Regions from separate parts of the Homo sapiens genome. Here region 2 is linked to region 1. Evidence: read pairs that join two places in POLR2A ChIA-PET (ENCODE). Cell type or tissue: OCI-LY7. All regions are shown on one strand. Links, peaks and the distances in the headings refer to the core of each region. The heading gives the core; the rest is flanking DNA. Region 1 has its middle 38 kb from the start of CEP78. Region 2 has its middle 79 kb from the start of GNAQ.

The links. Peaks named below come from ENCODE experiments on the same cell type or tissue, not always from the same donor. Only the 100,000 strongest peaks of a DNase experiment are listed, where the experiment ranks them.
Region 2: POLR2A ChIA-PET joins it to region 1 with 11 read pairs; 7 of 35 experiments call an interaction of 5 or more read pairs at or near these places.

What each region holds. Positions count from the first base shown.
Region 1 is chr9:78,190,477-78,206,548 of GRCh38, forward strand. No RefSeq gene overlaps it. Among named protein-coding and RNA genes, the nearest start is that of CEP78, 38 kb to the right of the region's middle. In OCI-LY7, for the core only: CTCF peaks have their summits at 7,292 and 7,507; DNase peaks (open chromatin) are centred at 5,975, 6,295 and 10,865; H3K4me3 peaks cover 2,783 bases; H3K27ac peaks cover 4,134 bases.
Region 2 is chr9:78,102,680-78,118,751 of GRCh38, forward strand. No RefSeq gene overlaps it. Among named protein-coding and RNA genes, the nearest start is that of GNAQ, 79 kb to the left of the region's middle. In OCI-LY7, for the core only: no CTCF peak of the experiment used is centred there; no DNase peak of the experiment used is centred there.

The sequences.
Region 1 (16,072 bases), core at 2,867-10,866:
AAGCCCAATCAATTTGACTCTAGAACCTGTGCTTTTTATCCAGCTTACAAGTTTCAGAGAAATAGAAAGTAACGCAACATTCGAATAATAAACAACCCTCCAAATCATACAGTGTGTTTGTATAAATTTATATGACTGTGAAGAAAGGTGTGGAGAGATGCAACCAGATTATTAACATGGATTACCCTGGGGAGGCAGGTATGGGTGGGGACGAATGGAGTGGGAGAGCTTGTGAACTCTTTAAACATCTTTGCATTGTTCTCCAGGTTATAGACAGCACAAGTCTAATAGTTGTGTCTCTAGTCTAATTGATAAGGTTCTTTGTGCCCCACAATCTATTCCAGAATTCATTAATGCATCCCCAAAATATTTATTGAATATCTGCAATGAGGCCAGGAATAGTGATAGATGTAAGATATCTAGAAGAGCTTTACCCAAGTATGGAGATGGACAATAAAGTATGTGATAAGTGTTAGGACAGCAGTTTAAAAATGGGGGCATAGAGTTAACACAGGCAGGACTGAAGTATGGGGATAGCAACATTCTGGAACATTTCCCAAAAAAGTGGCACCAGACAGCTTTGGCTTGGCAAGCACCTATCATCACCTTGACTTGACTCATATTACCTCCTTTTCTTTCATTTGATCTTATTTAATTTCTTTTCAGTTTAGTTTCTGGCTTAGACAGGCAACAAGGTAAAGAGTCTGAGCTTTGGGGTCGGAAAGACCTGAGTTTGAAATAATTAACTAGTAAATTAATCTGTAATTTACTAGTTGTGAAGAACTTGGAACAAGGTGTGCTTATTTTCTCTAAACTTCCTATCCTTCATCTGTTAAAGGCTGATAATAATAACTACTTGTAGGCTAGGGTGAGTGTCCTGGGTTTTACTGCATTAAAACCCTTTCAAAATTTACAGGCTTAAAGCAACTACATTTTATGCATACATGTTGCTCATGAATCTGCAGGTTGGGTTGGGCTCAGTGGGGATAATTTACTCTTGTTATTCATACACAGCTTTAACTGGTATGGTTTGACTAGGGCTTGAGGATCCACTTCCCAAATGGTTTATTCTCAAAGCTAGCAAGTTGATACTCAGTCCTTTCCACATGGGTCTTTCGATGCTACTGCTTGGGCTTTTTACAATATGGTGGCTAGACTCTAAGAGCAAATGTTCCCCAAAATGGGAAATATGGGCTGCTAACGCTTTCCAGCCTGGGACCAAATAATACATGGACTCACTGTTGTATATGCCGTTGCTCAAAATAGTCACAGAGCCCATCCACCTTCAAGAGAAGTACACTGGAATATTTTGAGGAATACAACTGTATACAATCATGGCCAGAGAAATTTCCCAGGCAAAGAAATGAAGATGCTGGCAGTAGGAAGTTGGGTCTGCATGCACTGAAGAGTTAAGCTTGAGGGAACATGGACAGGGCACCGACATGGCACTACTGCCACCTGATCCATCCCAGAGTGTGAGCTCCTTCAGTTATAGAAATCTTGGACAGTGGGACAAAATAGGTGTTCAAGAAGTGATTCCAGAATGAATGAATGAATGAATGAATGAATGAATGAATGAATATAAGAGTATTCACCCTAAATATAAACAGAAAAGAAAACCTAGCACCTACCATGTCATTGAGCAAGGGTCAACAAACAATGATCAGGGGGCCAAATCTAGCTTACCACTTGCTTTTGTGAATAAAGTTTTATTTACAACAGTACCTATCTGTTTGTGTGTTATCTATGGCTGCTTGTATGTTACAATGGTAGAGTTGAATCATTGTGACAAAAACCTATGGCCCACAAAGCCAAAAATATTTATAGCAACCCTTTACTAATCCTTTACAATAAATGCTTGTAGACTCCTGACATAGAATATTGAAATCTGAGCAGTTTACATCCATATTTCTTATCATTTCTCCTTTATTTTCCTATTACTTTTGCCTTTTTTTCTTTTCTTTTTATTCATCTATTACTGTGTGCCCAAGGCTTAGGTATAGCTTAAGGGACAAGAAGAAATTTCACCCTAAGATCCAAAAAAAAAAAAAGAGTGATACCACTCTTATTCTAACAGATACAGCAACCACAATAGGGAAGAAGTGAACAGAGAAGGAAAAATCAGGGATGAAATGGAATTAATCAAATATGGTGTTGCTATTCAACAATTAGCTTGACTGCCCTTTTTGCAACAGGGCCTGACAGTGTCATATTTATACCACATTTGGTTGCCACTTGGCTAAGGAGCCTCAGCGGGGTACCAATTAGAGTTCTTAGTGGCAAACAATAGAAACACATTTTGGGCAATTGAGTCAGAAACTAATGTATTAAATGATATTTGGAAGCTTTCTTCATATCCAGGAAAGCTGAAGAAGCAGATCTAGAGGCTACGTAGCAAGAAACATCCAAAGTCCACAGAAGTGATCCCACATAGTCCACACTGCCCCCACTACTGGATAAGAAACTTAGCCAGTGGTAGTCTCATCACCCCTTCTGGACCTTTGACCTGGCTAAAGAAAACATCACTACTGCCTCTGGAAGGTGGAGGGGGCTCTCCCAGGATCAATCCCGATAATTGACTATGCACAGTCGCTGATTTCCTGACTCTTTGTGTTGCTAGTTACTGAGTCAAAGTCTGACTCCGAGCACTTGATTGCTGAGCTGTAGGTCAATGTTTGTGTTCTAGTTGTAAGGGAACCAGGGAAGGTGAGAATCTGGCTTCCAGAGTTGGAAGTATCTGTTCCCAACCCAGAAGATCCTGAACTTTTGAATTTTCCTTACTTTCTTAATGTTTTCATGTCCAGATTTTAGCAAGAGCTTTGAAAGGTGATTCAATGCTTAATTTTTTTATTCATCCTTAGCAATATTTACTAAGGGTGGGCTGCATGAAAGCAATAACCTATGCTTTGCTTGTGGCCACATATCTGGTCTGTGTCTGAGCATGGGCTCACCTCATCAACTACCACATATTAATGGAACACTTGTTGGCTGTGTTAAATTTGCCATTTCTCAACTAACTTTAAAAAGCTTCACTATTATATGAAGAAGAGAATAAGGATGTGAGATCAAGAAAAGGGGCTTTTTATTGTGTTTTTAATTTTTTTTTATTTGCTAAACAGTTGGAGGAAATACGAGCATGTTTTCCCACTCGTAGGAAAGACTCTGCATAGAGAGAAAGGTTGATGCTACATGGATAGAGGAGGAGCTATGGCTGGAGGCAAAGTATTCATGATATTATGATGGTACTATAGCCCAGGAACAAGGAATACCCATGTCATAGCTTGATATTCATCACTCTTCCCTACAGAATTCCCAATGGAGGTGTATTAGTCTGTTTTCACACTACCGATAAAAGCATACCTGAGACTGGGTAATTTATAAACAAAAAGAGGTTTAATGGACTCACAGCTCTATGCGGCTGGGGAGGCCTCTCAATCATGGCAGAAGGCAAAAGGTACATCTTACAGGGCAGAAGGCAAGAGAGAATAAGAACCAAGCAAAAGGGGTTTCCTCTTATAAAACCATCAGATCTCGTGAGACTTACTACCACAAGAACAGTATGGGGGAAACCACAACCATGATTCAATTATCTCCCACCCAGTCCCTCCCAGGACACATGGGAATTATGGGAGGTACAATTCAATATGAGATTTGGGATATCATAACAAGAGGGAACCAAATATGAAGAATAACCAGCAAAAGGGAAACCTATTATTCCTTCTTAAATCATTACACAGAATAGACAATGCAAGGCTTTCCCAAAACCTATGTTCAAAATCATGGCTAAGACCTGGAAACCTAAGTGAGACTTCCTGCTTCCTCACATGTAAGCAACACACTCAAGTGTATTTGCAAAGGAAGTATGGCCCATACCCCGGTTCACTTACATACATATTCTCATGGCATAGAAAAAAGCGAAGAGCAGTGTTTCACAATTGGCACTAATGACATTTTGGAGCAGATAATTCTTTGTTGGGGTAGGTGGGGAAGTACTGACCTGTTCTGTGTAGGATTTTCAGCAGCATACCTAGCTTCTACCCACTAAATGACAGTAGCACACCCACCTCTCCCAGTTGTGATAACCTAAAATATCTCTAGACGTTGACAAATGTCCCCTGGGGGCCAAAATCCCCCCGCGAAACTAGAGGAGAACAGAATGGTTGGCGGGTCTCTGGGAAGTAGATTCCACTTTGTTCTGAGGCAGGAAAGCAAGAGAATAGTTCCTTTGTGGGTGCATAGTTTTAGAATGCAGTACTTCTACCCACAAGTAAAAAGACCCTTGATGATGGCCGGGCACAGTGGCTCATGCTTATAATCCCAGCACTTTGGGAGGGCCATGGCGGGCAGATGACTTGAGGTCAGGAGTTCGAGACCAGCCTTGCCAATATGGCGAAACCCTGTGTCTACTAAAAATATAAAAATTAGCTGGCATGATGGTGCACGCCTATAATCCCAGCTACTTGGGAGGCTGAGGCAGGAGAATCGGGAGAATTGTTTGAACCTGGGAGGTGGAGGTTGCAGTGAGCCAAGATTGCAGCACTGCACTCCAGCCTCCAGCCTGGGTGACAGAGCAAGACTCCATCTCAAAAACAAAACAAAACAAAACAAAACAAAACAAAACAAAACAAAACACCACTTGATGAAAGCCCAGGGGGTCTTACCATGTTGACTAAAATCTCTATTCTTGGCTAGGCACGGTGGCTCATGCCTATAGTCCTAGCTACCCAGTAGGCTGAGGTGGGAGGATCCCTTGAGCCTAGGAGGTTGAGCCTGCAGTGAGCTCTTATGGTGTCACTGCACTCCAGCCTGGGTGACAGAGCAAGACCCTGTCTCTCTCTCTCTCTCTAAAAAAAATAAAAATAAAAAAATTTGAAGAAGAAGACCATGAAAAAACCCCTCCCTTTATCCTTCTGAGGGAACAGGTGGGCAGAGATAGCTAAAGAGTCCCCTCCACGTTCATCTTCATTTCCTATTGCCTCTCATCCCCCAGGGATGGCAAACAGATTAAGGTCCATGGACAGTGGGATATCCTCCACTCATACAGGGATAGGGTGAGGGTTCCTGGGACACTAAAATTAAGAAAGTCCCAGGCGGCTGGGCGTGGTGGCTCATGCCTGTAATCCCAGCACTTTGAGAAACCGAGGTGGGTGGATCACGAGGTCAGGAGTTTAAGACCAGCCTGGCCAACATGGTGAAACCCCATCTCTACTAAAAAAGTACAAAAATTAGCTGGGCGTGGTGCCGCATGCCTGTAATCCCAGCTACTTGGGAGTTTGAGGTAGGAGAATCTCTTGAACCCAGGAGACGGAGGTTGCAGTGAGCCAAGACCGCGTCACTGTACTCCAGCCTGGAGACAGAGCGAGACTCCATCTCAAAAAAAAAAAAAAAAAAAAAAAGGAAAAAGTCCCAGGCAAACAGGATCAGTTGGTCAGAGCCCTACAGTATTGTAAAGTAGCTTGGTTCCACCAGACTTGGAGAAATTTCCCCAATATTATACCTGGCTTCTACCCACTAGATGACATTATATTATGTCGTCTCTTATCCCTTAGAACCCTCCTAGAATCTGTTTAACTATTGCCCCCAGAAGTCCCTGAAGTGAGTCACAACAGTATATTAAGTTAACTTAAAGGTTGCAGATTATTTAAGGGAAAAAATTCACTCCTATTCTATTTTCTATTTCCTGTGCACAATCATGATGTTCAGACTGGCTCACTGGAGTTTATTCCACAAGCCTAAGTAATGCAATAAAGAATGCCCCAAACTTGAAACAATATGAACATTCTCCCATTTAATTCACTAGAGAGAAATTAAAGCTGAGAAACAGAATCTATCTCCTTTGGTTGAAATTAAAATCTAAAAGAAATTATGGTCTCTTATTCTCACCATCCTCACTTCTTATTTTCTTTGCTCTCAGCTGGAGTTGCTAAACTCAGATGGAGTTTCAATTCCTTTTTCAGAAGCTGTGGCCTGGAACATCTTCCGCTGGGATGGGTGGAGCTCCCTCAAACACCTCTAAAACAGGACTAATCCAAACCCATTTGTCTCACCACTCTGGTTTTCTGACACTCATAAGGATCAGCAGAACATGCAAGAACATCAGTGGGTTAGCCTATGCCCACAAAATAAAGCAAATAAGGAGTCATGACAGCAGTTTGCTTCCAAGCAAAGTTATTCCTCTAGATTTCAGCAGATGGTATAATCGAGACCGCCTTGCTGTTGGCAGTCAAAGAACATAGCAGACACTCAATGTTTTCTTGGGAAAGGTGGGTAGACAAAGAAAACAAGAGAGAGAAAATAGAAGACATGTTTCAGATTCTGCCTGTCTTGACTGTATGACGAACACCTGTTTCATGAGATGATCACATTCCATTTTGGGGTTTGAAGCAAACCTGCATCCTGGAGGCACAGTGTTTGGGCACAAGCTTTTAAATTTCCTCTTCAGCTCTTGAATTTTTAAGAATGACACTGAGTTTTTTCCTCTACATCAACCTGACTAATATATGGGTTTCCAATTCTCTTTACATATTCATTATTTAAAACAAGATCACCCTTATGCCAACCCCTAGCTCCAGCCCACCACAATTGATCCCACAGACTGGACTCACATCTAAGATTTGAGCTTATGAAATGAACAAGTTAGAACCGGCACGAGACCATATGCTGGTGGAGACCATGATGGGGAGGGGCCAGGTGGTAAATTTCAGGACCTAGGGACAAGCCACTTGAATCCAAAGCTGAATTCCACAGTGATTTTCTTTTCCTTGACTTCTCTTCAAAACAGCAAAAAGAGAAACTAGATTTGGAACTAACATTCTAGTGTACTGAGAATTTAAATTCCAAATATTTTACACATTAGTGTTCTCAAGTTCTTAGGAATGAAATGACTTTTACAGATTAAAATACTGGCCCACCATCCTGCCTGAGAAATACAATAAAGGGGAAAAAAAGCTCTGGTGAAAAATTCTTTAAAAATTACTCCTCTTGCCAGACCTAAAACATTTATATATGGAAGTTCCGTTTTGAGATGAGCATTTTCTGGCTCCAAAGTCTCTCTTTTCCTAAAAACTAATATTAATTTGAGTTACAGTATCAGCTGTCACAGGTGCACCAAGGACCTCATTCTTCCCTATGTGATACTTTGCCCCCAATACTCATTCTTATGTAGATATCCACATGACCCTCACTGGTAGTCAATATGTATGGGCTTTGGGAAGGAGGGATTTTGTATGCTGTAATGATGGCATTACTGCCAAGAATCAAAGGGTCCTTTCTGGATGCTCACTTCTCCCCCTTGTGGGACTTCAGACCAAATATATGCAAGAAGCAATAACCAAATAGAAAACAAAATAATTTTCTATTATTGTTTTGTTGTCCAGGCCTGGAGTGCTTGACGTCAATATAAATAGAAGCAAGAATCATATACAACCATAAACCTATACTTGTGTATTGTGCAGGCCTGAAGATATGCCACCATACTTCAAAAACCCTCAGGGATTTCTGGAAGATCCAAGAGGGAAAAGATTGATGACAAAACCCATGAGAGCTGAGCAACTCTCAACTTCCTATGAGAAAAAAAGTGAATACTACAACAAGAGCCTTGGAATATTCCCAAACTCAGAAATAGTTGTAGTTAAGAGAAAGAGTTACTCATGAGAAAACTGATTGCATGAAAGAGGCTCTAAACTCAACAAATACAACTAATCTTCATGGACGTAGAGTCAATACGGAGAATAGATGAAAAATATAGACAGTAACTTTAGATGAACTTGGCAAGACATGCTATCAAGGAAAAGAAGGCTATTGTGAAAAATAAGCACTCAGGAATTTTGTAAATTAAAGACATAATTGCTGAAACACAAAATTATACTCGATGAAGGGCTGAGTAGCAGGAAGGACACTGCTGAAGACAGAATTAGTAAAGTGGAATGTCAATCTACCTTATTTGTGCAGAATGTGTAAAAGATAAAAAATGAAAGATGTTAGAGAAAAGATAAGAGACTCAGAGGATAGATCCCTGGTGCTCTAATGTCTCAGCTTTAGGAGTAGAATGAAAGAAAGAAAGAATCAAAGAATAGAAAAATCTTCCTGCCTTGGGAAAAGCCTTGAACATTCAGATTAGAAGGTTTGTCTACTAAATGGTAAGCCAGAAAAATAATTAAAAATACCTATAAAAATAGTGAAAACACCTACAAATGCCTAGTAAAATTTTAAGTACAAAATGAATATCCTATGTTACTCAGAGAGAATAAAAAAGTACAAAGGAGATAGAATCAAATTGATCTGTAACTCATTTAAAGTACAGTATGCAAGAGGGAGAAGGAATATGTCCTCAAATTTCTGTGGGAATTCTGGTCCACAGTTCTTCTTTAATCTAAAGCAGTATTTACGGATGATTGAGGAAGAAACATTTTCCATAAAATTTATCATCCGTAATTATTTTATAAAAAATTAAGAAAGAATGTGCTCCAGGAAGAATAAAGAGAGGTAACACATGGAAGAAAAGAAGCAGTAGTGAGCAAAAATATATCACTGTATCTAAAAAATTGGGGCTTCTTTCTTTTTTTTTTTTTGAGATGGAGTTTCACTCTTGTTGCCCAGCCTGTTGTACAGTGGCACCATCTCGGCTCACTGCAACCTCCGCCCCCCAAGTTCAAGCGATTCTCCTGTCTCAGTCTCCCAAGTAGCTGGGATTACAGGAGTGCACCACCATGCCTGGCAAATTTTGTATTTGTAGTAGAGATAGGGTTTCACCCCATGTTGGCCAGGCCGGTCTCAAACTCCTGACCTTAGGTACTCTGCCCGCCTTGGCCTCCTAAATTGCTGAGATTACAAGCATGAGTCACCATGCCCAGTCTTCTTTCTTTCGAGATGGAGTCTTGCTTTGTTGCCTAGGCCTGGAGTGCTTAATGTCAATATAAATAGAAGTATAATATAAAGAAAATTTGATAACTAAACTTAAATTTCTACATCTTTTCAGAAAAACATGGATGGTCTTGGAAGCAGTGCTTGGGTAGGGTTGTACTGGGAAGATTAGAGAGAGGTTATGGATCCTGAAGATTTTTCATGCTGATAGAAGAATGTAATTTAACATTTTTATTAAAGATTAATTGTTTAGGAACTTTTTAAGAAAAATTTTGAATTCTGACACATATCTGTCCAAAAAGTTTTCAGATAAGAGATTTTGGACCTACAAGTAATTTTTAAGGTATGGCAACAGTTTTTCTGTCATGGTATATAAGTGCTGTGTTCTGGATAACATTAAAAATTACTTCAAGATAGTGTTCTGCAACTGAGTCATAAAAAGATACTCTTCCCTGCCCCATAAAAGCTATCTTTGTTAAAAGACTACTAGATCAGTGTTTCCCAAAGGGTGGTCTGAGGACCACCTGCCTCAGATGCTCTGAAATGCATTACAGATTTTGGGCCACATTGCAAACTTTCTAAATAAGCTTCTGTGAGTGAGGCTTGGAATTTGAGGTTCATCTTCCTTGGAACTCCCAAAGTTCTTTACATATATCTTCCTTATGTCATTTACCTCCCTCTGCTTTGTGTTTTGTTTTTGTATTATCTCTTCTCCATTACAAGATTCGAAGGTCATCAAGGCAGCAAACATCCTTGAATACTCTGCAGCTTGTAGCATATTGCCTTTTGCAGAGATATGCACTGACATACACAATTGTTTCTTCACAACATTATCACCTGTCGAAGTCCAAAAGGAATTGGTTTGTTCAAATAGAATCCTGTGCAAAGAGTTATTTCAGTAAATGTTTGGAAATGAGGGTTTTTTTTTTTGTTTGTTTGTTTTTGCTATTTTTGTTGAAAACAAAAGATGAATTATGGAAAACACTACCTCACCATGATCATTCTCCATTAAAGTTGAAGTTGTTTAAATTTAAGCATATGTAAACTGAATGCATTAATACAATGAAAATAAATACCCTATTGTATCTACAAAGGAGAGGGTGTAAAATAGATTATGGGAGAAATATAACCTCCTCCAAAATAAGCAGAGTGATATACCCTAGAAGAAATTCCAGACCTTGGCCATGTAGTCATCCTCAATCCTTTTTCATGGTTAATGCCAACAGTAGAGGGGATATGTTTGTAGCTTCCTTGTAGATCCTAGACCCAAGAAAAGATGAGGGGAATAGTGAGGTAAAGAACTATTTACCGGGGGAGGGCTGGCAAGATAGTCAAATAGGAAGAGATCCAGTCTGCAGCTCCCAGCAAGACCAACGCAGAAGGTGAGCGATTTCTGCATTTCCAACTGAGGTACCCGGTTCATCTCACTGGGACTGGTTAGACAGTGGGTACAGCCCACGGAGGGTGAGCAGAAGCAGGGTGGGGCGTCACCTCACCTGGGAAGAGCAAGGTGTCAGGGAACTACCTCCCCTAGCCAAGGGAAGCTGTGAGGGACTGTGCTGTAAGTGCTATCTGGCCCAGATACTATGCTTTTCCCATAGTCTTCGCAACCTGCAGACCAGGAGGTTCCCTTGGGTGCCTACACCACCAGGGCCCTGGGTTTCAAGCACAAAGCTGGGCAGCCATTTGGGCAGATACCAAGCTAGCTGCAGGAGTTTTTTTTCATACCCCAGTGGCACCTGGAATGCCAGCAAGACAGAACCGTTCATTCCCCTGGAAAGGGGGCTAAAGCCAGTGAGCCAAGTGGTCTTGCTCAGTGGATACCACCCCCACGGAGCCTAGCAAGCTAAGATCCACTGGCTTGAAATTCTCACTGCCAGCACAGCAGTCTGAAGTCAACCTGGGATGCTTGAGCTTGGTGCGGGGAGGAGCGTTCACCATTACTGAGGTTTGAGTAGGCGGTTTTCCCCTCACAGTGTAAACAAAGCCTACAGGAAGTTCGAACTGGGCGGAGCCCACCGCAGCATGGCAAAGCTGCAGTAGCCAGACTGTCTCTCTAGATTCCTCCTCTCTGGGCAGGGCATCTCTGAAAGAAAGGCAGCATCTCCCTGGGACAGAGCACCTGGGGGAAGGGGCGGCTATGGGCACAGCTTCAGCAGACTTAAACGTTCCTGCCTGTCGGCTCTGCAGAGAGCAGCGGATCTCCCAGCACAGCCCTCGAGCTCTGCTAAGGGACAGACTGCCTCCTCAAGTGGGTCCCTGACCTCCGTGCCTCCTGAGTAAGAGACACCTCCCAGCAGGGGTCGACAGACACCTCATACAGGAGAGCTCTGGCTGGCATCTGGCGGATGCCCCTCTGGGATGAAGCTTCCAGAGGAAGGAACAGACAATCTTTGCTGTTCTGCAATCATTGCTGTTCTGCAGCCTCCGCTGGTGATACCCAGGCAAACAGGGTCTGGCGTGGACCTCCAACAAACTCCAGCAGACCTGCAGAAGAGGGGCCTAACTGTTAGAAGGAAAACTAACAAACAGAAGGCAATAACATCAACAAAAAGGATGCCCACACAAAAACCCCATCTGAACCCCAACAGCAAAGACCAAAGGTAGATAAATCCATGAAGATGAGAAAAAAAACAGTGCAAAAATGCTGAAAATTCCAAAAACCGGAATGTCTCTTCTCCTCCAAAGGATCACAACTCCTTGCCAGTGAGGGAACAAAATTGGACGGAGAATGAGTCTGACGAATTGACAGAAGTAGGCTTCAGAAGGTGGGTAATAACAAACTCTTCTGAACTAAAGGAGCATGTTCTAACCCAATGCAAGGAAACTAAGAACCTTGATAAAAGGTTATAGGAACTGCTAACTAGAATAAGCAGTTCACGGGAGAACATAAATGACCTGATGGAGCTGAAAAACACAGCATGAGAACTTCATGAAGCATACACAAGTGTCAATAGACGAATCAATCAAACAGAAGAAAGGATATCGGAGATTGAAGATCAACTTAATGAAATAAAATGTGAAGACAAGATTAGAGAAAAAAGAATGCAAAGGAACGAATAAAGCCTGCAAGAATATGGGATTATGTGAAAAGATCAAATCTATCTCTAATTGGTGTACCTGAAAATGACAGGGAGAATGGAACCAAGTGAAAAACACATATCAGGATATTATCTAGAACTTCCTCAACCTAGCAAGACAGGCCAACATTCAAATTCAGGAAATACAGAGAACAGCACAAAGATACTCCTTGAGAAGAGTAACCCCAAGACACAAAATCATCAGATTCACTAAGGTTGAAATGAAGGAAAAAATGTTAAGGGCAGCCAGAGAGAAAGGTTGGGTTACCCACAAAGGGAAGCCCATCAGACTAACAGCAGATCTCTTGGCAAAAACCCTACAAGCCAGAAGAGAGTGGGGGCCAATATTCAACATTCTTAAAGAAAAGAATTTTCAATCCAGAATTTCATATCCAGCCAAACTAAGCTTCATAAGCGAAGAAGAAATAAAATCCTTTACAGACAAGCAAATGCTGAGAGATTTTGTCACCACCAGGCCTGCCTTACAAGAGTTCCTGAAGGAAGCACTGAAATATGGAAAGGAAAAACCAGTACCAGCCACTGCAAAAACATGCCAAAATGTAAAGACCATCGACACTATGAAGAAATGCAACAATTAATGTGCAAAATAACCAGCTAGCATCATAATGACAGGATCAAATTCATGCATAACAATTTTAACTTTAAATGTAAATGGGCTAAATGCCCCAATTAAAAGACACAGACTGGTAAATTTGACAAAGAGTCAAGACCCATCTGTGTGCTGTATTAAGGAGACCCATCTCACATGTGAAGACACACATAGGCTCGAAATAAAGGGATGGAGGAACATCCACCAAGCAAATGGAAAGAAAAAAAAAAAAAAAAAAGCAGGGGTTGCAATCCTAGTCTCTGATAAAAAAGACTTTAAACCAACAAAGATCAAAAAAGACAAAGAAGGGCATTACATAATGGTAAAGGGATCAACGCAACAAGAAAAGCTAACTATCCTAAATATATATGCACCCAAGGCAGGAGCACCCAGATTCATAAAGCAAGTTCTTAGAGACCTACAGAGAGACTTAGACTCCCCACAATACTAGTGAGAGACTTTAACACCCCACTGTCAATATTAGACAGATCAATGAGACAGAAAATTAATAAGGATATTCAGGTTTTGAACTCAGCTCTGGACCAAGCGGACCTAATAGACATCTACAGAACTCTCCATCCCAAATCAACAGAATATACATTTTTCTCAGCACAACATGGCACTTATTCTAAAATGGACAACGTAATTGGAAGTAAAACACTCCTCAGCACATGCAAGATAATGGAAATCATAACAAACAGTCTCTCAGACCACAGTGCAATTAAATGAGAACTCAGGATTAAGAAACTCACTCAAAACCACACAACTACGTGGAAACTGAACAATCTTCTCCTGAATGACTACTGGGTAAATAATGAAATTAAGGCAGAAATAAATAAGTTCTTTGAAACCAATGAGAACAAAGACACAACGTACCAGAATCTCTGGGACACATTTACAGCGGTGTGTAAAGGGAAATTTATAGCAGTAAATACCCACAGAAGAAAGCAGGAAAGATCTAAAATTGACACCTTAACATCACAATTAAAGAACTAGAGAAGCAAGAACAAACAAATTCAAAAGCTAGCAGAAGACAAGAAAAAACTAAGATCAAAGCAGAACTGAAGGAGAGAGAGACACGAAAAACCCTGCAAAAAATCAATGAATTCAAGAGGTAGGTTTTTGAAAAGATTAACAGAGTAGACTGCCAGACACAGTAATAAAGAAGAAAAGAGAGAAAAATCAAATAGACACAATAAAAAATGATAAAAGGGAGATCGCCACTGATCCCACAAAAATACAAACTACCATCCAAGAACACTTTAAACACCTCTACGCAAATAAACTAGAAAATCTAGAAGAAATGGATAAATTCCTTGACACATACACCCTCTCAGGACTTAACCAGGAAGCAGTCAAATACCTGAATAGATCAATAACAAATTCTGAAATTGAGGTAGTAATTAATAGACTGCCAACCAAAAACAGCCCAGGACCAGATGGATTCACAGCCAAATTCTACCTGAGGTAAAAAGAGGAGCTGGTACCATTCCTTCTGAAACTATTCCAAACAACAGAAAAAGAGAGACTCCTCTCTAACTCATTTTATGAGGCCAGCATCATCCTGATACCAAAACCTGGCAAAGACACAACAAAAAAAGAAAATGTCAGACCAATATCCCCGATAAGCATCAGTGCAAAAATCCTCAATAAAATACTGGCAAACTGAAACCAACAGCACATCAAAAAGCTTATCCACCACGATCAAGTTGGCTTCATCCCTGGGGTGCAAGGCTGGTTCAACATATGTAGGTAAATAAACGTAATCCATCACATAAACAAAATCAATGACAAAAACCACATTATTATCTCAATAGATGCAGAAAAGGCCTTCGATAAAATTCAACACTGCTTCATGCTAAAAACACTCAATAAACTAGGTATTGATGGAATGTATCTCAAAATAATAAGAGCTGTTTATGATAAACCCACTGCCAATATCATAACGAATGGGCAAAAGCCAGAAGCATTCCCTTTGAAAACCTGCACAGGACAAGGATGCCTTCTCTCACCACTCCTATTCAATATAGTATTGGAAGTTCTGGCCAGGGCAATCAGGCAAGAGAAAGAAATAAAGCGTATTCAAATAGGAAGACAGGGAGTCAAATTGTCTCTGTTTGCAGATAACATAATTGTATATTCAGAAAATCCCTTCATCTAAGCCCCAAAACTCCTTAAACTGATAAGCAACTTCAGCAGAGTCTCAGGATACAAAATCAATGTGCAAAAATCACAAGCATTCCTATACACCAATAACAGGCAAACAGAGAGCCAAATCATGAGTGAACTCTTATTCACAATTGCTACAAAGAGAATAAAATACCTAGGAATACAATTTACAAGGGATGTGAAGAACCTTTTCAAGGAGAACTACAAACCACTGCTCAAGGATATAAGAGAGGACACAAACAAATGGAAGAACATTCCATGCTCATGGATAGGAAGGATCAATATCATGAAAATGGCCATACTACCCAAAGTAATTTATAGATTAAATGCTATTTCCATCAAGCTACCATTGACTTTCTTCACAGAATTAGAAAAAACTACTTTAAATTTAAATTTCTTTTTTTTTTTTTTCTTTTTTTGAGACGGAGTCTCACTCTGTTGCCCAGGCTAGAGTGCAGTGGTGCGATCTCGGCTCACTGCAAGCTCCACCTCCCTGGTTCACGCCACTCTCCTGCCTCAGCCTCCCAAGTAGCTGGGACTACAGGAGCCCGCCACTAAGCCCGGCTAATTTTTTTTGTATTTTTAGAAGAGACGGAGTTTCTCCATGTTAGCCAGGATGGTCTCTATCTCCTGACCTTGTGATCTGCCTGCCTTGGCCTCCCAAAGTGCTGGGATTACAGGCATGAGCCACTGTATCCGGCCAAAACTACTTTAAATTTCATATGGAACCAAAAGAGCCCGTATAGCCAGGACAATCCTATGCAAAAAGAGGCATCATGCTACCTGACTTCAAACTATACTACAAGGCTACAATAACCAAAAGAGCATGGTACTGGTACCAAAACAGATATTTAGACCAATGGAACAGAACAGAGGCCTCAGAAATAATGCCACACATCTACAACCATCTGATCTTTGACAAATCTGACAAAAACAAGCAGTGGGGAAAGGATTCCCTATTTAATAGATGGTGTTGGGAAAACTGACTAGCCACCTGTAGAAAACTGAAACTGGACCCCTTCCTTACACCTTATACAAAAATTAACTCAAGATGGATTAAAGACTTAAATGTAAGACCTAAAACCATAAAAACCCTAGAAGAAAACCTAGGCGGTACCTTTCAGGACACAGGCATGGGCAAAGACTTCATGACTAAAACACCAAAAGCAATGGCAACAGACGCCAAAATTGACAAATGGAATCTAATTAAACTAAAGAGCTTCTGCAAAGCAAAAGAAACTATCATCAGAGTGAACAGTCAACCTACAGAATGGGAGAAAATCTTTGCAATCTATCCATCCGACAAAGGGCTAATATCCAGAATCACAAGGAACTTAAACAAATTTACAAG
Region 2 (16,072 bases), core at 3,563-11,562, 87 kb before region 1:
TCTAGAAGCCAATGATGTTTTTTAGGTGGAACAAAAGGGATTTTCCTCTGCTTACATTTTATCTGGAAATATGTTTCATCAAGCAGACAGCCAGATGGAAATAGCAAGATTTTTTTTATAGTCAATAAATAACTCTGCTGCTAGAATAACTCAGACTTGACAGCAATCTACGCAACAGTTTATTCTTCTGCTCTCTCAGGATGTAAACACTGTTGTCAACAACCAATCAGATGCACTAAAGCTACAAATAGCATGTTTAGTTTATATGTATATGCAATCAGCTAAACAAAATTTTGAACATCAATGGGACCCATTTCTAATCACTTTGTTCTTGTTCAGGTCCATCACACTGCATAACTTCAGGGGGCACCAATCACATTTTAGTCAATATATAACTAATTGTAGATAATATGAATGGTGCCCCTGAGTTGTACAGTAGTTTCCCTCCTACAGTTCATAAACATTACACAACTTTTAAAAATCAGTAAATCTCAAGTCACTGAAGTCTTTCTCTCACTTTTAGCTAAATCAAACTTTCAAAGGCCATCGTTTTTTGTTTGTTTATTTGTTTGTTTGTTTGAGATGGAGTCTCACTCTGTCGCCAGGCTGGAGTGCAGTGGCGCGATCTTGGGTCACTGCAACCTCTGCCTCCCAGGTTCAAGTGATTCTCCTGCCTCAGCTTCCCCAGTAGCTGGGACTACAGGTGCGCGCCACATGCCCAGCTAATTTTTGTATTTTTAGTAGAGACGGGGTTTCACCATGTTGGCCAGGATGGTCTAGATCTCCTGACCTCGTGATCTGCCCGCCTCGACCTCCCAAAGTGCTGGGATTACAGGCGTGAGCCACAGCGCCCAGCCTCAAAGGCCATAGGATTTTAAAGAGAGATTTTATCGTAGATTTTTTGTTTTGTTGTGTTCATTTGCCTTCCCATCATTTCCTTCTTTGGGACAAGATTTCCATGAAATTTTGTTGAGGCTCTCAATCACCAATGGTTACAGTGATGGGCATGATGTCCAGGCCTGATCAATCATGGTGCTATATTGCTTGGATAATAGTGATTGGTCCAAGGGAAAGCATATGATCCTAGCATAGCTAATCAGTGTTCTTCCCTGAGATTTGATATGTGGATAGAGCTGTGATGATGAAAACGTGGGAAAGCTGGCAGCCACTTTCCCCACTCTAGAGCAATCCTGCTGCGTAAAATTAGACTGAGAAATTAAAGCCCACTAGAGAAGGGGAGAAAAATAGTCCTGAGAACATTACTTGAGTCCCTGGATTCACCTCTAATGTCCCAGTATGTGTGCAAATAACCTTTCATTTTTTGCTTAATGTATGTCGAAATGAGTTTCTGTCACTTGCATTCAGTGGAACTCTTTTCACCGCAGAGCCCATGACCACAAGTTTTTCATTCCGTTCAGGAAACTACTCTGAGTCTAGTCCATCTAAAGCCATATCGTTCTAGATCCTCTCTCAGAAACAGAAACCAAATGCTTCCTTATTTTAAACAGCAGATGTCTGGTGATATTAACTTACTTGATCCATGATATGAAGGCAACATTTCCAGGTTGTACTTGAGGTTACGAAGCAGACTTTTAAAAATATCTTCTTCATTATGTAACCTTTCAGAGAACAATTATTGAGAATGAGGAAGGAAGACTTCTTTCACCACCACCAAGTGTTGCCGAATCCTCACCCTTTGCCCCATTAAGCAAGTGGCAGGCACCTCACCTTTTACCATGGGGTAAGTTACTGCTCACATTAAGTTCATGAAAATGAAGATGTGAGCATCAGTGCTAATCCTAGTTCAGGTAATAATTTACAGTATCGGGTGAACGTGGGCAAATTATACAACTTCCCTGAGCCTCAATTTCCTCACTGGAAATGGAGAAAATCAAAATAGAGACATCAAAATAAATCTTATGTGTTTAGATTTGCTGTTTCTTGTAGTTGTTTCTTATTCATCTTATGTATTTTGATACCTCACACAAATCCTGGCATATAATAGACATTAATAAATAATTGTTAGGAAAATGGATGAATTAATGAACACATTTGCCTCCTGGGTGGTCATGAAGAATATATGAGACAACACAAATAAATTAAATATTACAGTGTTTAACTCATCCTAGCTGCTCTTATATATCAGCTCCCTTCTTCCCTCCCTTCATCTTCCTGGTGTTGGGACATGGGTCATTTTGTGTGCCCAATGCCTTGTCCACAATTTCTCACACTGAGCCATCTTTGTTCAAAACCTTCCAGAATTTTCCATAAGACATCATTGATTATTAATCATCCAAAGTCGGCCTCACTGTGTGTGCCTTAGCATTGTGTTATGAAAATTTGCTGTGTTTTGCATATCCCTGTGTTTTTTTGTATTTGCTTGTCTTCTCTCCTAATTAGATTCCATTTCCTACACTATCTCTACAGTGTGCAGCACAGTGAATATTCATTCAATGGGATAATAATGAATCTATGACTTTAAAAAAGTGTACCTGCTTGCAGCAAGTCAGAGTCTTCTGTTTTTTATGTAGACTAACTTAAGGCACAGGACCTTTTATTTTGAATTTTCTTTCTTCTGCCTATGCAGGGCTGATTCTGAACACCTTGTTTCACTTGAGGATAAGCCATTTCAACTAGAATAATAATTGCTATCAAGGCCATAAAGCTTTGCGGGTTAAAATGGTCTTTCACATACATTATTTCACTTGGTCTTTACAACAGGATACTAAGCAGCATGATTTTGAAGTCCAACAAATCAAATTGGACTCATGGCTATATCACTTAACAGCTATGTGATTTTAAGTGTTATCTAAACTCTCTGACCATCAGTTCTTCATTTGTAAACCTGAAAAAGTATTAGAACCATGCTTCTTAGGAAGAGTGTGAGTGCCAAATGATATATCTGACCCATATAGCATGGTCAGAATTTAATCAATGGGATGGAAGCCACCCAATAAATGGTAGTTATCATTATTATTTTTAAGCAAGAAAATCAAGGAATAGAGTACAAAGGAAGCAATCAGAAGGCTTTGAATAAAGGAGTTCTGATTCTAAAGCCCATGTTCTACTTCTCTGCCCTCTCAGCAGAGCAGCCTGCACAAGACTTCTTCACACTTTCTTTAATTTGATCCTTGTAACAACCCTAAGAGGTTTATGCAGAAAATTACTCTTTAGCTCTGTGGGGAAGTGAATTTTAATGGATGAGTTTTAATAGCTGTTCAAGCTAATTGAAAATGTTGGCCAGCATTGCAACCCCAACAAGGAGAGAAGTAGAGCAGAAATACAAAAGAATAATGCCTATGTAAACAGAGATGATCTGTCCTAGTGAATATGAGACTGATGGTGTGAACCCAGGACAGAAGTATTTCACAGCAACTCCTGGAAACTAGAATCTAAACTCACTATACCTATTACTCTAGAGTGCCTCCCCTCCACCCCGTCCCTTTCTTTGTTATTTTCCTTAATTGTCCCAAAGGACAAAAAGAGGCTCCAGAAACAAGCAAAGAAAGAGTTTTCTTATTCCTCCAGCTCTCTTCATGCTCAGAAGGCCAGACTGCTATTTTTATTATTTTATTTAGAAATGGTACTAGAAAATACAATAGGTAGCACTCATTGAGTATCTATTTGTACCAAACGTTATGAAAGGTATTTCAGCTCTAATTCTTTCAACAATCTTGCACTGTAGGTATTATTATCCTCTTACAGGAGAGAAAGATGAGAAGTTTTCTGGTTATTAAGTAGAAAGTGAGGGCCATGGGCAGAAAGGAATCCCTGTTTCGCCTGTGGCAAGAGAGACACCCCAGCTCCCCAAGAGGGAATATTCTCTCTCCCTAGCTGTCTCTCTCTGTGAGTCTCCCCATTTCTCTATTTCACAGTGGAAGGATTTTTTTTTTCCACTGCTGTGGAGTGAGACAAGTAAATAATTACCCAGAATTCTGCCTTAAATTACAATAGTCGTTGATACAATTTGTCTCTTTGTCCCCACCCCGAATCTCATGTCGAATCAGAATTCTCAGTGTTGATGGAGGGGCTTGGTGAGAGGTGCTTGAATCATGGGGGTGGAGTTCCCCCTTTCTGTTTTCACGGTAGAGTTATCATGAGATCTGGTGGTTTGAAAGTTGTGGCTGGGCGTGGTGGTTCATGCTTGTAATCCCAGCACTTTGGGAGGCTGTGGCGGGCAGATCACCACATCAAGAGTTTGAGACCAGCCTGGCCAACATAATGAAACTCCGTCTCTACTAAAAATACAAAAAATTAGCCAGGTGTGGTGGCGGGCACCTGTAATCCCAGCTACTTGGGAGGTTGAGGCAGGAGAATCACTTGAACCTGGGAGATGGAGGTTGCAGTGAGCCGAGATCATGCCATTGAACTCCAGCTCAGGTGACAGTGCGTGACTCCATCTCAAAAAAAAAAAAAAAGAAAAGAAAAGAAAAGAAAGTTGTGCAGCACCTCCCCCTTCACTTTCTCTCTCTCTTGCTCTTGCCATGTGAAGACCATGCCTACTTCCCCTTTGCCTTCTGCCCTGATTGTAAGTTTCCTGAGGCCTCCCCAGCCATGCTTCCTGTACGGCCTGTGGAACTGTGAGTCAGTGAAACCTCTTTTCTCTGTAAATTACCCAGTCTCAGGTATGTCTTTATAGCAGTGTGAGAATGAACTAATACATCCATCTTAAATGATACTTTGTGTTATCTAGATATAAAGTCCTCAAGGTCTCCAGGCAGCTCAAGTAACCCTTGGTTATACTTGAGATCTCCTGGGTAATGGTGAAATGTCCCATACCTCCTGTGAATTCTGGAGAGTGATTAGCAGGGTGATGCACTCACATTTCCTTCTGAGCGGATGTTCTGGCCTCCCCTTCATGCCCTCTGCTTGCTTCTGGGCAGCTCTGTGTTTCCATGTTCTTTCATTCCCTCTCCATCAGGCCCTGAAGCACAACTATCACCATACTCTGTGTGCTTCAGGTTTTATTAAGAGTAGGGATAATGGAGATGAATTGTACCTCAGGATAAGAAACAACCAACAGTGGAGAGTGGACATCACTGGTCTTAAAATCCTTGCCCTTCTCTGACAGAGAGAATCTCTTTCAGGCTGCCACTTTTCATATCTCTGTCAACTGCTATGTTGGCTATGTGTTGGGATCTATCATTTCTCCCTTCCTTCCTTCCTTCCTTCCTTCCTTCCTTCCTTCCTTCCTTCCTTCCTTTCTTTCTCTCTTTCTTTTTCTTTTTTTTCAGGGTCTCGCTCTGTCACCCGGGCTGGAGTGCAGTCACACGATCATGGTTCACTGCAACCTTGACCTCCTGGCCTCAAGCATTCCTCCCATCTCAGCCTCCTGAGTAGCTAGGACTACAGGTGGGCACAACCACACCTGGCTAATTTTTGTATTTTGCATAGAGATGGGCTTTTGCCATGTTACTCAGGCTGGGAACCGATCATTTCTGTTGTGAGCCTTTGCCCCAATTATTTCTCTCAGAGTACCAGGGTCCCATCTGGATTTCACTATTATGTTATCATGGAGAGGAATTGAGCCTCTTTTTTACGCAATATCTCCAACTCTGCTAGTCTGGGCCCTCTCTTTCACCACCAACAGAAACATGGAAGCATCTTTCTAAAGGAAAGATAAAATTTCCCCTGAGATAGTTCCTGTTTCTCTTCCCAGAGAGTTTAAACTGCTATCAGTTTTCCTCTTCTTGTAACTGCATCTTATTGTTCCCACCACACTTACATTATCTCTCTTTTTTTTTTTTTTTTTACTGTGAGTCAACAGGCATAAGCCACTTCAGTTTATTTCCATTTCTAATAACATTGTTATTGGGGCAATAACAAGTCATGTAAATTAGCCTACATATTAGAATAATATATAGTCTACAATATGTAGTCTGATTTTCTTCATTCATTATCTCTTAAACACAAAGACCAGAGATCTCATTATACTATAGAAATGAACACTGTAATGAATAATCAAGGAAGAAAATATTGCAACGTGTTTTTCTAGAAGGCAGGGAAGATGCTCCTCCTGGCATATCTCCATGAGCTCTCTTTAATATTTGGGCAGCTTTAAGGCACTCATATTGATGGCTGTGAGAGAAAAAAAACGTTTGGGGAGTTAAGGTGAAACTACCTACTGTATTGAAATCTCCATCAGTCAAATAGTCTCAGCCATCATTTCTGAATAGGCATTTGTTGAATCAATATTCACTGAGTGTATATTTTGTGAAGACTGAAAATGTCACAGGCACCATTAAGCACCATTACCCTAATGGTCAACAAAAGATGAAAAGCCTTTGTGATGGATAAAATTTTAGAGTTCTGTTCTAAGGTCTGTGGAAAATGAACAAGGGAAGCTATCAACTGTGGCTGAAGAATTCAGTGAGTCTAATTTGGTATTGTGAAGTTTCTTCCTTTTTATGACATTATTTTGCCCCAGATGTTAAACCATACTGTGGTTTGAGGGATGCCTTGGCTATGTTGGAATTCTCATGTATTAGAACTCTGGTTTGGTAGTTTTTGGAGAGAAGAGAAGAAATGGTGCTCCCTGGATTTGAGCAGCATGGTGGCCCCAGGATCCTGCTCCAGGAACATTTGCTTACATCATCGATTTCTCATAGAAAATTGGAGTTGATGACCAAATGTTATTATGCAAGAGGTCGTGATTCTATTCAATACTAGAATAGAAAGATTCTAGTATTGACCCTCAAGAGACCTGGATTTTATAACTCTCAAGAAACTCACTAACTGGATAGCAACAGTGTGCCTCAGTTTTCTCATCAGTAAAACAACAGATTGAGTGACTAGATGATTTTTTGTAGATGTATTTTGGATAGAAGATTGTGAATCATTACAGCATTTAGAAATATTACTTTTAACTACTTATGAAGTTGACATGAAGAATTAGCCAGTATCATTTAGTGTTTGATTCATTCATTTAATAATTCATTTTTTCCTAGCTTACTGTAGATAAGATCATTACTTTTATGGTCAAATAGACTTTGATTCAAGTCTTGGTTTCTCCACACACTAGATAAATGACCTTGGAAAGTTAAATTATTGACCTATTTGTGGCTCTGTTTTCTCATTTCTAAATGAAAACAATAATATTATCTTCATCATAGGGCTATTGAAGTGTGTTTTAGATTTCTCTAGAGAATCGAAAGAATGTATATATATAGTGTGTGTGTATATACACATGAAAAGAGAGAGAGAGAGGACATAGAGAGAGGCAGAGAGAGACAGAGAGAGATTTATATTAGGGAATTGACTCTCATGATCATGGGGCTGGAAAAGTCCAAGCTCTACAGGGTAGTCCAGCTGGCTGGAGACTCATGGAAGAACAGATGTTGCAGTTCTACCTAGGGGTAGATCAGTCTTTTTCCTAAGGCCTTCAACTGTAGATGAGGCCAACACACGTTGTAGAGGTGAACCCATGTTTGTTACTCAAAGTCTACTGATTTGAATGTTAATGTCATCTAAAGAATACCTTCCAGCAACATTCAGATGTGTTTGACCAAATATTTGGGCACCACGGCTTAGCCAAATATACACATAAAATTAACCATCATGAAAGCAGTACTGATAATGCAGGTAGCAATTTTCCCACAGTGTCTAACACGGGAAATAAATAATAAAAATTAGCTATTATTATTGATGTAGTTGCTATTTTTTTTTTTTTTTTTTACTTTTTAATGAAAATTTCCACCCTTTCCAAACATACCCCCAAAACACACTGGAGATAGTGGTTAATGATCTGCATCAGTTAGCCCTCAGAGCTGCAGGAACCTCCACACCCACTCCCTAACCTATGCATGTTAAACCATGTTGTAGATAAGCTCTTCCCTTTGGGGAACCCCATTGTCTTTTACTTTTTTATTTTTTTTTATTTTATTATTATTATAGTTTAAGTTTTAGGGTACATGTGCACAATGTGCAGGTTAGTTACATATGTATACATGTGCCATGCTGGTGTGCTGCACCCATTAACTCATCATTTAGCATTAGGCATATCTCCTAAAGCTATCCCTCCCCCCTACCCCCACCCCACAACAGGCCCCAGAGTGTGATGTTCCCCTTCCTGTGTCCATGTGTTCTCATTGTTCAATTCCCACCTATGAGTGAGAATATGCAGTGTTTGGTTTTTTGTTCTTGCGATAGTTTACTGAGAATGATGATTTCCAATTTCATTCATGTCCCTACAAAGGACATGAACTCATCATTTTTTATGGCTGCATAGTATTCCATGGTGTATATGTGCCATATTTTCTTAATCCAGTCTATCATTGTTGGACATTTGGCTTAGTTCCAAGTCTTTGCTATTGTGAATAGTGCTGCAATAAACATACGTGTGCATGTGTCTTTATAGCAGCATGATTTATAATCCTTTGGGTATATACCCAGTAATGGGATGGCTGGGTCAAATGGTATTTCTAGTTCTAGATCCCTGAGGAATCGCCACACTGACTTCTACAAGGTTGAACTAGTTTACAGTCCCACCTACAGTGTAAAAGTGTTCCTATTTCTCCACATCCTCTCCAGCACCTGTTGTTTCCTGACTTTTTAATGATTGCCATTCTAACTGGTGTGAGATGGTATCTCATAGTGGTTTTGATTTGCATTTCTCTGATGGCCAGTGATGGTGAGCATTTTTTCATGTGTTTTTTGGCTGCATAAATGTCTTCTTTTGAGAAGTGTCTGTTCATGTCCTTCGCCCACTTTTTGATGGGGTTGTTTTTTGTTCCTTGTAAATTTGTTTGAGTTCATTGTAGATTCTGGATATTAGCCCTTTGTCAGATGAGTAGGTTGCGAAAATTTTCTCCCATTTTGTAGGTTGCCTGTTCACCCTGATGATAGTTTCTTTTGCTGTGCAGAAGCTCTTTAGTTTAATGAGATCCCATTTGTCAATTTTGGCTTTTGTTGCCATTGCTTTTGGTGTTTTAGACATGAAGTCCTTGCCCATGCCTATGTCCTGAATGGTAATGCCTAGGTTTTCTTCTAGGATTTTTATGGTTTTAAGTCTAACGTTTAAGTCTTTAATCCATCTTGAATTAATTGTTGTATAAGGTGTAAGGAAGGGATCCAGTTTCAGCTAGAGAGCAGTGGTTGCTATTATCCTTTATTGAATATCTACTTTTTTTGGTTAGGTTAGATTCTGAAGGCATAACAACTCACAAGATACAATCTGTCCTTGTCTAAATGTAGATCTGATAAGCTACCTGATCATTACAATAGACTGTCCTGAATACCATAAGAGGGAAAAATATGGGTGCCATGAGAATACATAAAAAGGGCCTCAAATGAGAATAGGTTGAAGGGTAGAGATAGCTCAGCTAAGATCAAAACGATAGATGGATGAAAGAAGATGATGATGCAACTGTATGTTGAAAAAACAAGTACAAGGAACTAAAATGAGAAAGAGCATGGCCTACTCAAAGAACTGTAAGTAGTTAATCATTTTCTGGGGTATAGAATGAAAGAGGGAGGTGAAGACGTAAAAGTTGAGAGATTGACAGGGTTACGCCCAGAAAAGGCTCTTACCAAGGCAAGCAGTGTGGATGTTATCTTGAAGCCAATGATGACCTAAAATATAACAGTGATGTTGAAAATGGAAAAAAGAGACAGATTTGGGAGATATCAATAGGTGAAATGAGTAAGATCTAATGATAGATTAAATCTTAGGCATGGGGAGATACTGAAACTGAGGAGTGAGCTGGGCTATGTTGAGATGCTCCTGTAACTTTCTTGGATACAATGAAGAATATTTTAAAGACCGTTGAAAGATCTTGAACCAGTCATTTACACTTTCTGTTCATTTCACTTATCTGTAAAATGCAGATGTTGGACTCAATGCTCTTCGTAAGGTCTTGTCTTACTTTAAAATTCTACACTCCTGTGACTGCTCTTTAGTTTTGTATGTAAATATATTTTTTTGGAAATGTTTTTTGTACCACCAAGTTAACAAACTGTAAAGCAATAAATGGCATCATCATATTGGTATTTAGCGATGATTTTGCAATTATTACAGGATGTCACAATGAGAAAGATCAGGAAATTAGATAACACATGCTAGTATCTTTTATAATGTTTGAATTGTAAGAAAAATAGGGGTGGTTGACACTGCAGATGTAAAAAGATTAGTCAAATTTTAGATAAATTGTTCTAACTAGAATCAAAGTTGATAAGCAAATTTCTATGAACAGTGAAACAGACAGTTCGTGAAAAAAAATACATGGGAAAGAAAAACAAGCAAACGTATTGTTTTTTCTAATGTGTGCTTGCAAAAATTGTTGAATGCTCTGGTTTCTAGCACTTGATTTATCTTTTATGATACTTTAAACCTCATGTTTGTTCAACAATTTAAGTCTATTTGGTCAGTTAATAAAGGTCCTGCAGCATGTGAGGGAGAAGATGAAATTAAATGAGAGTTTGAATGGAAAACCAGTTCAGATGGTCATGGTGTTCCTCCTCAAACTGAGCTTGAATCATTATTTAGGAGTCTTTTTGAACAAGAACTGAATAGAGAAGAGATTTTTCAGAGATAACCTGGTACAAACCAGTTGAAAATGGGTTGATAGGCTGCTAGAGTTCTTTTGACCTGAAACACTTCAGGAACTAAACACAAGGCTATGATTCAACTCTCTGATCTTCTAGTAGTATCCTGGGAGCAAATATATTGCATCTTTTTTATTTTTTTTCTTTTGAGACAGGGTCTGTGCTCTGTTGCCCAGGCTGGAGTGCAGTGGTGCAATCTCAAGCTCACTGCAACCTCCGTCTCCTGGTTCAAGTGATTCTCCCACCTCACTTGATTCTTGTGCTTCAGCCACCCATGTGGCTGGGATTACAGGCATCTGCCACCATACTAGGCTAATTTTTGCATCTTTAGTGGAGACAGGGTTTCACCATGTTGGCCAGGCTGGTCTCAAGCTCCTGGCCTTAAGTGATCCGCCCATCTCGGCCTTCCAAAATGCTGGGATTACAGGTGTGAGCCATTGCACCCAGCCTATATTGCACCTTAAATAACACATTTGGGGTTAGTTATCATTATTTAGTTGGGCCTACAGAAAATCATTAGAAGACATTTTGTCGAAAATTCAGAATGCATGTTAATTTAGGTGAAACTAAAGGGGGAGGAGAAGTATACCTTGCTAGATGGCATCTCGAAAATAATCAGTAAATTTAGTTCCAAATGGTTTTCTCTCATTTCATTGCACCTAGTTGTGTAAATAATCATCACAGACCATATTAGTAGCTCTAATTTTCTTGGTTTTAGGAGGAGAACCTGTGTTCAAGCTTCACTTTGACCAAGTGTGTCATGTAATTATCAATGTCTGTTGTAAGGGCTAAGAGATTCATCTAAGGGCTAGATGAATTTGATAAAATTTTTTGATCCCACAATAATAACCACAAATAGTATTATCTGCTGGGTGTGGTGGCTCATGCCTGTAATCCCAACATTTTGGGAGGCCGAGGTGAGATCACTTGAGGCCAGGAGTTCAAGATCAGCCTGGGCAACATAGTGAGACCCTGTTCCTACCAAAAACAAAAACAAAAACCCCACAAAACCCAAATAATATTATATTTGTCATTTCATTAAATTAATAATTGAATGCTGATACACATTCTCTTCTGATTTAAATCTAAATTTGAGAATTACCTTTTCCTTAAAAGTGTTTTCAAAGAATCCTTTCTGCTATACAGCTATAACTCTTTTTTTGATGTGTTGAAATTACAGATCAAATTTTTTTCTAATAAATGCTACCACAATGCCAGTTTACTTAAGCATTTAATTAATTTTAGCTATCTTATGACTCCAAGGCAATAAATGAATTCAGATAACACTAGGATTGGCAAACCAGGTTAGATTTACCCTGAATAAGAATTGCTTTACATGTTCTAGAGCAGGGTTTCATGAAAAAGGAAAAAGAAATTGCTTTACATGATTTTGCTGATGTCACACGCAATCTTTTATTTTGATATTTTATTGTAATCCTTTAAGGACAGAGACAATGCTTATTTTTCAAAATTTGCTACAAGTATTCATGGAATTTGAAGTCCCTATTGGTGTCTAAATCAAGAAGAGTCAGCCAAGCGAGGCATTTATCCAGGTGCATTCATGCCAGCGTCTGAGGTCAGGGAGAGGGGAACAAACTAGAACTGAAGTTGCTTCCTGAGTTGACAAGGAAAGGAGAGGCTCAGAAGTGTAAACCCAAACTTAAGTCGTGAAGAATGTAGAGGAATGTCAGGGAAATCAAGGTAAGTGAGCAAGTCCAAAGAGCAGGAATAAGGAATAAGACAAACAGAAAAGGACAAATCCAAGGCAAAAAGCTGAACTGAATGGGAGCCAAGTGGGAGCAAAGGCAGACCCTGTTTCAAAGGTGGGGCACATCTTTTCAAGCATAAAAAGGAGCTTAAGGACTCATGTATCTTTATGAGTTCTAAGGTAAAACACTCCCAAAGAGGTCCAAGAGTGTGTTTGCCTCACTTCTATCTTATTTATAATCCCTTTTCTCCTTCCACTAGAACTCTGTTCCCTAGTACAGTGACTTAAATTCATCCTTGGTGTCCATTTTTTCCTTGACCTATATCCACCTATAATTTGTCCTTGACCTATATCCACCCCTAGGGGGGGATAGTGAGGTGGTGAGGGAAGATATAAAACTTTCAGTGCTCCCTAGGGGTTTGCATGTGGGGCTAATGTTCCCTTCTATTTTGATCTTTCCTGGACTAACCCAGCTGCACTGTAGACCAACCGGAGTTGACCTTGTTGCTACTACCCCACAAAGGAATATCAGCTGAATGTCAGAAGAGAACAGCTTTTTCTAACCTGTACCATCGGTCTCCTTGTTTATCTGACACCAGCGGCTTGGACAACTCAGGCTCTCAAGTCCATATGTGAATGATGCTTTAATGTATCTGAAATATGCTTTCGAATGTGACTCACTTCAAGTCACATTATGGACTTCAAGCCATATTATGCACTAAACAAAGGAGGCCCCCCAGTCTCTTTCCCATCTATTAAGCATAACAAAAAATTACTTTATTAGATTTTATAGCGAAACAATACATTGTATTCATGAGTATGATGCTATAGTATTAAGATAACTCAGTAACACACCCACACATACATGTCATTAATGATTCCATTTCTCTTTATCATAGAAAAATAAAAGTTTTACAAAAGGCAGAGGAGTTCCATTTAAACACCAAATTTTCTTCTTGGAACAGCTCTAGCCAGGGGGTCCTTCCATTAGAAACAAGTAGCTCTTTCAGAATCTCCAGTGTTAGAGAATTCCAATTTTAAGTCTCTCATGCATATCACTTTTCTAAAAGTTCACAGTATCAACTGAACACATAAAATATCATAACAACCCATACCCATAAAATTTAAACAACACAAAATTAGCCACAGCATAAGTATGAATCTCCTTAGACCAAAGTGTTTCAAAATATGTTCTATAGAAATTAAGGAATTGCTTAACAAGGATGATATGGTAGCTACAAGCAGAGTGGCATCCCCCCAAAACTAAAGTAGCCCCATATTTAAAAAGCATTTTTTTATATTGGGGCTCCTCAGAAGATTTCATTTAGAAAATAGGTTTCACTCCCTTTGCAAAACTTTGAAAACTGTTGCCTTATAAAACGGTGTTTTCCAAGTTGAAGTAGTGTTCCCAGACTCCAATAAATGTCTCATAATTAAGAATCACATTGCTGTTATAGCTGTTGACCTTGAAAGGGAGGGAGTGTGAGAAGGAATAGGCAGAGAAAAATGAAGAGAAAAAAAAGAGGAAAACTTCTTGGTTTTTATTCACCAAGTGCTATCAGTCAAAGCCATTTGCCCAGTGACCATTACCTGTGAACTTAAAATGCAAGTGGCTACCAAGCAATTTCACCCCTAAATATTTATCTAAGGGAAGAGAAAAACTAAGTCCACAAGAAACCTTGTATGGGAATGTTCATAGTAAATTTTTTCGTAACAGTCCCAAACTGGAATCAGCCCAGATGTCCATCAGAAGGACAAACTAATACATCTATACAATGGAACAATTTAGCAATAAAGAATAAAATACTGATACACGCATCAATATGAATACATCTCAAAACTATTGCATTGAGTGAAAAAAGCTGGACCAGACACAAAAGAGTACATATTGTATGATTCTACACATTAATTTCTGGAATAAGCAAATATGTTAGAAAAATATCTGAACAGTTGTGGCTTCAGAGAATGGGGTTACTGGGAAGGGGTACAAGGAAAATTTCTACAGTGATGGAAATGTTCTGTATTTTGAGTGAGGTGTGGATTACATAAGTATATATTTGTCAAAACTGATGAAACTGTACTTAAGGTTTGTGTATTTCACTGTATGAAGGTTTATCTCAGTAGACAATTTTAGGGGCAATTACTCCACTGAAAAACTATATATGGAAAAAATAAGAAAATCTCTTTATGAGCTCAGAGTAGAAAAGTATTTCTTAAACAAGACAAAGTTCTATATAGAAAATATTGAGAAATATCTATCAAAATTAAAAACTTATGTGAGAAAGAAACTTACAGAAAAGGCCAATTCAGAAATGAACAACAAACATTTAAAAGGATGCTTGATCTCACTAGTAATCAGATGAATGCCAGTTTCTAAAAAAATCTATTTCATACCTATTGTATTGGCAGTAATTTCAGAGTCTTGTGATCTGGTGAAGCTGTGGGACTGTAAATCATACTGTGCTGTGGGATTGTCAGTTGGTTCAGCCATTTTAGTAAAAACACACATCCTACTACCTAGCCACTGAATTTCCATTATGTATCCTAGACAAACTCTTACATGAGCACAAGGAATGTGTACAAGGATGGTTATTGTAGCAGCATTTGTACTCCTGAAAAATTGATTCTACCTTAATGTCCATCAATTAAGAGATGGAAGTAGTATACTCATATATTGCAATATTATATGGCAGTTAAAAGGAATAAACTAGATCTATGCATATCAAGATGAATAGAGCTTAAAACATGTAAAAATAAATACTATGTTATATGTATTTAGTGACACAATTTTTTTTTTTTTTTTTTTGAGACAGAGTCTCAGTCTGTCACCCAGGCTGGAGTGCAGTGGCCTGATCTCAGCTCACTGCAACCTCTGCCCCCCGGGTTCAAGCGATTCTCCTGCCTCAGCCTCCCAAGTAGCTGGGATTACAGGCGCCTGCCACCACACCTGGCTAATTTTTGTATTTTTAGTAGAGACGGGGTTTCACCATCTTGGCCAGGCTGGTCCTGAACTCCTGACCTTGTGATCCAACCGCCTCAGCCTCCCAAAGTGCTGGGATTACAGGCATGAACCACCATGCCCAGCTGACACATATTTATACCCAAATGTGTAAAAGCTGCATCAGAAGGATATGCACAAAAATCTCGAGATTGGTTATGCCTGGGGCGCAAAGAAAGGAAAAACAAGTGGAGTAATATTGGAAAAAGACCTTATATGAAATATATTATCAAGAAATAACTGGAAGAATTAGACAAATAAATGAATTTTGATTCATTTCTCACACCATGTACAAAAATTAACTCAAAATGAATCAGAAACAGGTGTTGATTCTGAATGTGAGCTTGGATTAGGGAAATAGTTTCAGATCTGATACCTAAAGCACAGCCATAAAAGAAAAACAATCAATAAGTTGAACTTCATCAAAATGCAAAACTTTTGCTCTATGAAAGACATTACAAAAAGACGGGCCAGGCATGGTAGCTCCTACCTGTAATTCCAGCACCTTGGGAGGCTGAGGCAGGCACATCACTTGAGCTCAGGAGTTTGAGACCAGCTTGGCCAACATGGCAAAACCCTGTCTTTACTAAAAATACAAAAATTAGCTCAGTGTGGTGGCATGTGCCTGTAGTCCCTGTAGTCCCAGCTACTCGGGAGGCTGAGGCAGGAGAATCATTTGAACCTGGGAGGTGGAGGTTGCAGTGAGCCGAGATTGTGCCACTGTACTTCAGCCTGGGCGACAGAGTGAGACCCTGTCTCAAAAACAGAAAAGAAAAAAAAAAGAAAAAGAAAAAGAAAAGAAAAGATAAGCCACAGACAGAGAA